Regions from separate parts of the Homo sapiens genome. Here all the other regions are linked to region 3. A link is a loop called in an ENCODE intact Hi-C map of the cell type or tissue named here. Cell type or tissue: ascending aorta. All regions are shown on one strand.

The links. Peaks named below come from ENCODE experiments on the same cell type or tissue, not always from the same donor. Only the 100,000 strongest peaks of a DNase experiment are listed, where the experiment ranks them.
Region 1: a loop joins it to region 3, with 2.7 times the contacts of the local background. A loop is called at or near these places in 20 of 110 quality-filtered maps.
Region 2: it touches region 3 in a loop (9-fold over the local background); 72 of 110 quality-filtered maps call a loop at or near these places.

Annotation. Positions count from the first base shown.
Region 1 is chr2:11,206,389-11,208,888 of GRCh38, forward strand. It overlaps ROCK2 (Rho associated coiled-coil containing protein kinase 2), which reads right to left. Exons shown (of 33, transcript NM_004850.5): 19 at 1,899-2,059; 20 at 1,338-1,522. Among named protein-coding and RNA genes, the nearest start is that of SLC66A3, 52 kb to the left of the region's middle. In ascending aorta, no CTCF peak of the experiment used is centred here; no DNase peak of the experiment used is centred here.
Region 2 is chr2:11,410,799-11,413,298 of GRCh38, forward strand. The region is part of intron 2 of LOC105373429 (a long non-coding RNA gene); the gene reads left to right. Among named protein-coding and RNA genes, the nearest start is that of LINC00570, 18 kb to the left of the region's middle. In ascending aorta, a CTCF peak has its summit at 1,399 (motif pointing left); a DNase peak (open chromatin) is centred at 1,413; H3K4me3 peaks cover 1,168 bases.
Region 3 is chr2:11,131,450-11,133,949 of GRCh38, forward strand. CIMIP5 (ciliary microtubule inner protein 5) reads left to right here and starts at 1,679. Exons shown (of 3, transcript NM_001371321.1): 1 at 1,679-2,142. The coding sequence starts at 1,886. FLJ33534 (Putative uncharacterized protein FLJ33534) reads right to left here and starts at 727. Exons shown (of 9, transcript NR_040080.1): 1 at 566-727. In ascending aorta, a CTCF peak has its summit at 1,339 (motif pointing right); a DNase peak (open chromatin) is centred at 1,372; H3K4me3 peaks cover 1,600 bases.

The sequences.
Region 1 (2,500 bases), 75 kb after region 3:
TGCATAAACACTATCGTTAGAATAAAAAGCTGGCCTGAAATAAGAGAGAAAAATAAAGCTAATATACAGAAAAAAAACCCACAAAAAACACAAAGACAAAGATGTCTGATTACTGTTCCAATTTCTAGTTCCAATTTTAAAAGTTTAAATCTCATGAAGTTGAAGGTCTAGGCTTACCCTGGCAATAAATAGATCAGCTCAGCAAAAAGAACAAAGTCTACTTGAATATTTTAAGCATCTTTTCTTAGATAGCATCAGTCTTACTGACCTGTCACAGGTATGCATAAAGCAGACAATTATAATGAGGATACATTAGTAGTAGCTGTAGTAGTTGTAACAGTAACAGATCTAGCAGTAATAGTCCCTAACACTTATCATATGATGGATGCTTTAAATAAACCATTGCTATCCTTTACAAGATCCCTAACAAGGAAGCTATTACTGCTCCCTTTCACAAGTGTGATAAAAGGCTTAGAGAAATTAAATCATTTGCCCGATGTTGGTTAGTTGGTAAGTAACAGAACCAATATTCACAACTCAGTCTGTCTGGATCCAAAGACTTTTTTCTTTCCACTCTATCACACTGTCTTTCATCAAACAACCGGGATCCAATATGACCTTTGGTCATGATTAGGAAGAAGTAATTCTCCTACTAATAGAATAAATGGGACAAATTTTAATAGTATATTTACTATATATTTTATCTTTTTTAGAGTTGAGTTCTTGTTATGCTGTCCAGGATGGCATGTAGTGGCTATTCGCAGGCATGATCACAGTGCAAAGCAATCTCACTTCACCTCAAGTGATTCTCCTGCCTCAGCTCCCCAAGTAGCTGGAACTACAGACGTGCACAATCGTGCCTATAATATTTTTAAAGTATTTTAACAATATGTTCTCCATTTTATAAGTAAATCAAGTAGACACTAGAGTACATCCTATGACATGATTAAAAATTTACATGCTGTTTATTTAACAGTCAAACATTTCCAAGTCTAAGAAACTAAGGAAACAAACAGGCACACGGACAATAAGCTTGAGAAAGAGCCCTGAGGAGGAATCTAAAAGCATGGTATGAAAATCCCAGATATTTTCTTCTGCCTCATCACCAACACTTCCTCTATCATCACATTGTAATTAGGTAGCAGCAGTAAAAACTGTTGGGGAAACGAATATAATCTCGAAGGACAACAGTGACACTCAACACATTACCTGTACAGAAATAAATAGAAAACATGGTCTAGAAAGTAAAATGCTCAAAAGAAAATCCACAGATACACCAAAATTAACTTATACATGGATAATTATGCATATTAAAACATCTCAATCAATTAACTTACTTTCGAAGTTCAGCATTTTGTTTTTCCAAGTTCATTTTCATTTCCATGAGATGGTTATTTTCTTGCTTTAACTGCTTTTCTGACATTTTTAGTGTGTTAACCTGTTGTGTTTGCATCTTCAGGTCATTTTGTGTAAGGCAGCGCTTCTGAGTTTCTTGCTCTATTTTTAATGTCAGGTTTCTAACCTAAGAAATAAATTGTGTACTTGGTATATAAGTAAATTATTTCCATTTTTCTAATCAATGAAGTTGGTATAAAATATGGTGATGTAAAACAGATTTTTTTACCCTTAGGTAGCTAATTCATTTCATACTAAAATTTTTTTTGTATTTCTAATAATATTATAATTGTATTTTTTAAATAAAATATAATAAGGTAAATATAACTTTAAAAATGTTTAAATTATGATTCCTTTAGTATATCATCAAAATTTAGTTAAACCAACAGGTTGCAGACTATTATAAGAAAAACTTTAAAATTATGAAACCATCACTAGACCTTCATGAATAAACCTATTAATTCATTAGTTTATTATTAATCATTAGTACACTTAATACTTACATCCTCATTTAGCACATCTTTCTGTTTAAGGAGCTCATTTATTTTCTGCTGTGACTGTTTGAGGTCACAGTCTAATAGAGAACATCTTTTCTCAGCTTCTAGCAATAGGTTCTCCACTTTCTGTTTTAAAGTTCTTTCCTCCAAGAGCTTCTTCTCCATTTCTAGTATAATAAAAATGGACACAATCATAAATTTACAAATAAAAGAAGCATATCATAAATTTGTAAGTAAAAGCACATTAAATGACACCATACTAATAAAAATTATAATAAATGATGCTGCCTTATATTCTATTAATTTTCTTTTTTTCTTTTCTTTTTTTTTTTTTTGAGACAGAGTCTCACTCTGTTGCCCAGGCCGGAGTGCAGTGACGCAATCTCAGCTCTTTGTAACCTCCTGGATTCAAGCAATTCTCGTGCCTCGGCCTCCAGACATAACTCGGATTACAGGCGTGTGCCACCACACCCAGCTAAGTTTTGTATTTTTAGTAGAGATGGGGTTTTGCCATGTTGGCCAGGCTGGTCTCAAACTCCTGGCCTCATGCAATCCACCCGCCTCGGCCACCCAAAGTGCTGGAATTACAGGCATGAGCCACTGCACCT
Region 2 (2,500 bases), 280 kb after region 3:
TCTGAGAGGCATTGGGAATCGAAATTTCCACTGCCTCCCACCTCCAGTTATCCCAGTGCAGATAACTCCAAGCAGGGACGACCAGATGAGTGGATCCTCAGCACACAGGCTGAGGATGACCATCAGACAACTAGGAACAGCCAACACCTTGAACTGGAGGTACTCCAAGAGTTGTGTTTTTAATTTTTGATGTTAGTTGTAAGATGCATTCCTTTAGAGCTATTAATTATGTAAGTAATAGTAGACAAACATGGACCCTGAGGAAGGGAACCAAGGGAAGGGGGCCTGAATTTTCTGCTCTTTTGGGCGGGTGATGACTCCAAGTCATTACAATCTAGATGCATCCTTATTTTGCAGCCACAGCTTGCTGAGATCTGAGCACATAATCAGATACACTGACATGGATGTTACCGTGTGGACAAGGAATGAGCAACCTTGAAAAATGTATTTTTCTATATGCTGTTTTGGTTTTAAGATCTTGAGAAAGAAGTCCAGGAATTCACAAGCTTGAAAAGGAGATGCTGAGGCCACTGTGAAGACTTGAATACTTTTGCCTTGGAGGCAGTCCCAGGCCCACCACTCTCAGCAAAGGTCTCCTCCTGCCCTTTCCCAGATCTAACACAGGACAGCAGGCGGAGAGGAACCACCCCCTTTTCCTTCTCACTATTCTGGCTCTTGTTAGAGTGACAGTGGGATGGGAACTAGGACTCTTTGTCATTGCCAGGGGTTGCCTTGAAGGACTGGAGTCTGAGAGTAAGCAAACTTTATGACCCACAAAAAAAAAACCAGCTTCAGGAAAGCTTAATGGAGTTCCTGGTGTGAACTTAGAAGCAAGGTTTGATAATTAATTCTGACCTGGCTATTTGTGAATAAACAAAGATTAATACAGTGATTTCCATTTTGCTGAGTATTTTTCGGCCTCTGAACAGGACGGTCACATGGTTTTGCTCTTGTTTGCATGAAGCGAAATTCTGGGGTCCTCTCAATAAACCCACAAGAGTTTCTATCTCATAATGAGAGCTGGCTTCTTGTGTTTTTGAGGCAGAATTTTGACAGTGTTTCTTGTGCATTCTTCACCATCATTTGGAGCCACCACCTTGGCAACGTCTGTAGACAAGGAGATAAGGGACTCTCAAATCTATCCTTGAAGAGGAAGTGGCCCCAGAGTTCCGATAAAATCCTGCCGTATACGGGCTGTATAAAAGCAATTTGACCACTTGCGATTTTGAGTCTTAAGAATCTTTCAATTTCTCAGCCTCTGGCAGGAGTAAGAGAATAATATCCTGGATGTTTATAAAATTCGATAACCTTTTAAATCCATCCCACTTGAAGGAATAGCTAGATTTCTGGACCCCCATTTTCTGAGGCTTTCCAGGATGGACGCATGCTATCAGCTCCCCCTGCAGGTCTGACTCTTTCCTGACAGGGAATTCCTGGAGGTCCACTGAGAAAATGGATTCTGGAAGGGCTCTAAATTGTGTCGCACAGACGAAATGCTTCGACTGCTTGGAAATGACCCACCTTTCTGCTGGAAGCCACATGTCCTGGGAATGCACCAAAGTCTGAATCTGTCAGTACCTTACTATGCTGCAGGAAAACAAAGTCCCACCCAGAACTCCAGTGCCCAGGCAGGACCTTCCTTGCGCTAAACGCGCTTTAGAATGTTCAATTCTCTCTCTTCTTTGTAAGCACTGTGGCCCTGTGGTAAATCCATCACAGATAAAATGGCCTCTACATGAGCCATGTGCTAAAAAAGGATACGTACACCCATTGTGTGTTGAGTCTAAAAGTTGTTTCTCAAAAAGTTTTGGATTGTCCCAAATTTTATATGTGAGTTTGCTGATTCAGTCATTCAATAAATATTGTGATAGACATTCTGCTATGTGATTGATATGCGATAGACATTGTTTTAGGCACCCTGGATAAAGCAAGGGACCAAGGCAGGCTAAGACCCCATCCTCATGGAGCTTCAGGAACAGCAGTGACGACATACAGTAAACAAGTGCATGAACATGTGTGGTGTGATTTCATGTGGAGATGGTGCTATAAAGAAGAGTAAAACAGGATAGGCTGGGCATGGTGGCTCACGCCTGTAATCCCAGCACTTTGGGAAGATGAGGCAGACAGATCACTTGAGGTCAGGAGTTTGAGACCAGCCTGGCCAACATGGTGAAACCCCATCTCTACGAAAAAATACAAAAAAATTAACCAGGCATGGTGGCACATCCCTGTAGTACCAGTTACTTGGGAGGCTGAGACAGGAGAATCACTTGAATCTGGGAGGTGGAGGTTGCAGTGAGCTGAGGTCGCACCACTGCACTCCAGCCTAAGCAACAGAGTGAGACTCTGTCTAAAAAAAAAAAAAAAAAAAAAAAAAAAGCTGGGTGCAGTGGCTCATGCCTGTAATTCCAGCACTTTGGGAAGCCAAGGTGGGCAGATCACAAGGTCAAGAGATTGAGACCATCCTGGCCAATATGGTGAAACCCCATCTCTACTAAAA
Region 3 (2,500 bases):
GAGGCCCACCCCGCCGCACTCCTGCTGTGCTCATCTTTACCAGGAAAATTTAAGTCACTAGATGCCACCCTGTGTCATCCCAGCTCCAAGGGGAGGAACAGAGGAGAGACAGAGTCCCAGGCCTGCAGCTCTGATTTTAGACTAATGTTTTTCCAAAAGGTCCCATCCCTCAGCTCCGTCCTCATGCAAGTGTGGGAAGACGAAGCTGGCAGCTCTTTCTGGCCTGGCTCTCAGCCCTGTCTTCTCCACGCCAGCCCTCCGCCCGAGCCCAGTAGGGGCTTCGTTGCCACTGCTCACCCACACCACGCCATGGCAATGGTGACCTCACCTGTTTTTTGCCCCTGTCCTGATGGTTCTGTTCCCTGCAGCTCCCTTGGGGCTCACAGCCCATCGGTATCTCCCCACTGGGTGCAGGATACCGTGGAAAATACCCCGGGGCCTGCCCCCATGTGCCCTGCCACCCCCGTCCTTGTCTCCTCCCCCACATCTCCCAAAATACCAGGCTCTCTCTTGCATCCAAGCTTTTGTGGTCACCCCAGTTTTTCTACCTGGCAAGTCCTTTCACCTGTGAAGTCCCAACTCCTTGCTGCCTCCCTCATAGAAGCAGAATCCAGCAGGGGCACACAGGACTGGCTACAGTGCGAGCTCAGTGGTTCACTGGCTGCCCTGCTGCCCTGCACCCCGGGCACTCTGCGCAGGCCTCTATTCGTCAGGGCTTTGTCTGCACTTAGCTCTTCCCTTACAAAGATAGGAAGCAGCGCGCCAGCTGAATGGACCCACAGAGAAGCTGCGTGGAAGGAACTGTGAATCTGCCAGCACCTACCGGAACAGCACAAAACTCAGAGAACCGGAAGCAGAGAGTGCAGGAGGCAGAAGTGATGAGAGCAGCGGGCGTCCATGGAGCTCAGCTGAGCCAGACCAGGAGAGGCTGCCACGGAGGGAGCCTGGTTGTACCCAGTTAGAGCAGAAACAGGGCTGAGGGCTCGGACCATAAGCCCTCAGATTCTCACTGTTCCTTTCAGCTGGTGACTGACTGTGTGACCGTGGGCGGTCACTTAATCTTGCCGGTAAGGGCCTCAGTTTCCTCATCTGTAGAATGGCGTTGGAAAGGCATGGCTGGGAGGTCTCAGATAAAGCAGAGTGCTGTGTGAACGCTCTGGGTTTGCAGACAGAGTGGATGTTCCTAGTGCATTGCACTCATTTTCCTCGCCCAACATAAGCTCATGACTTCCGCCATCGTTCCCAAACAAGCAGGAAGCTTCACACTGATGCCTGATCCACAATTCCCAAAGCGCCCTCAGGGCCACCATTTCTTGCGAGCCTCGCAGCATCCACGAGGGGGCAGCACAGGACTAACATCGCCCCACGGCCTGACGGGCTGCCGGAAGCAAGTGCAATAATGGTGGGGGTGGCCCCCAGGAGCCCCAGCTTTGCTCCCTCCCCCTCCCCCACCCTGTGCGGAGGACTCCGGCCTTGGGGTAGGGGGCTGCTGAACTGGGCGTGGCATCTAGTCAGGAACTCTCTGCCCCCCAGCCCTAGGGCTCAGATCACACACACACACACACACACACACACACACACACACACACACACGGGGCCCGCCCCTTTCCTAGGAGCTGTCCGTTCCCAGGACAACAGTCAACACAGCACAGGCGGGAGTTCAAAACGAAACTGGGCTCAAATGCTCTCCCCAGCCCGGAGAGCCCTGTCCCCATCGGCCACTCTGAGCTCGAGGCCTAAAGGGACAGTGAGGAGGACCCTGCCCAGGCTCTCCCGGGGTTAGGAGGGACAGAGTGTTCCAGGAGGAGGTTTGAGCTGAGCTCAGGCACAGGTCTCTCTCTCTCTCTCTCTGACACAAGCGCACACACACACACACACTTGCACCATGGGGAGCCACCCCACCCCTGGGCTCCAGAGAACCACATCAGCTGGGTACCGATTGCCCCCCACCAGGCCACCAGCCTCGGTCTCCCCAGCTGCCCGGGGTGGCCCTATGGCCAGCAGGGGTCTTGCTGGTGGCTGCCAGGCCCCCCAGGCTCTGAAGGCGCAGCGGGTGGCTCAGGGAGCTGCCTGCGATGGCGTGCAGCAGGACCAGCTGTGGCGGGAGCTCCTGGAGGCCGAGCGGCGGGGCCAGCAGCGCTGGTGAGTACCTGCCCTCCCTTTTCCACCCTGACTCCGCAGCCTGACTGCAAGTTGGGGAAGGTTTTGGAGAAAGGGAGATGGGAGGGCAAATGATCTGGCTGAGGGACAGAGGGCATGGCATGCCCGGGGGAAGGTGGGTCACCAGCCCAGCCCAGAGCCAGACCCGAGCCTGAGCCTAAGAAGCGAGGAAGATGGAAGCCAAGACCAGATGCCGCTGGGTCAGAGCAGCCCCACCTCGTTCATTCCGACTGCGACGCGGCCGGTAATCCCTTGAGCTGGAGCCTGCTGGCCTAGTCTGGGTTAGAGGAGCTGGCTGTCTGACCTGACTCGGGGAAAGGATGCTCCTTCATGCATTCAT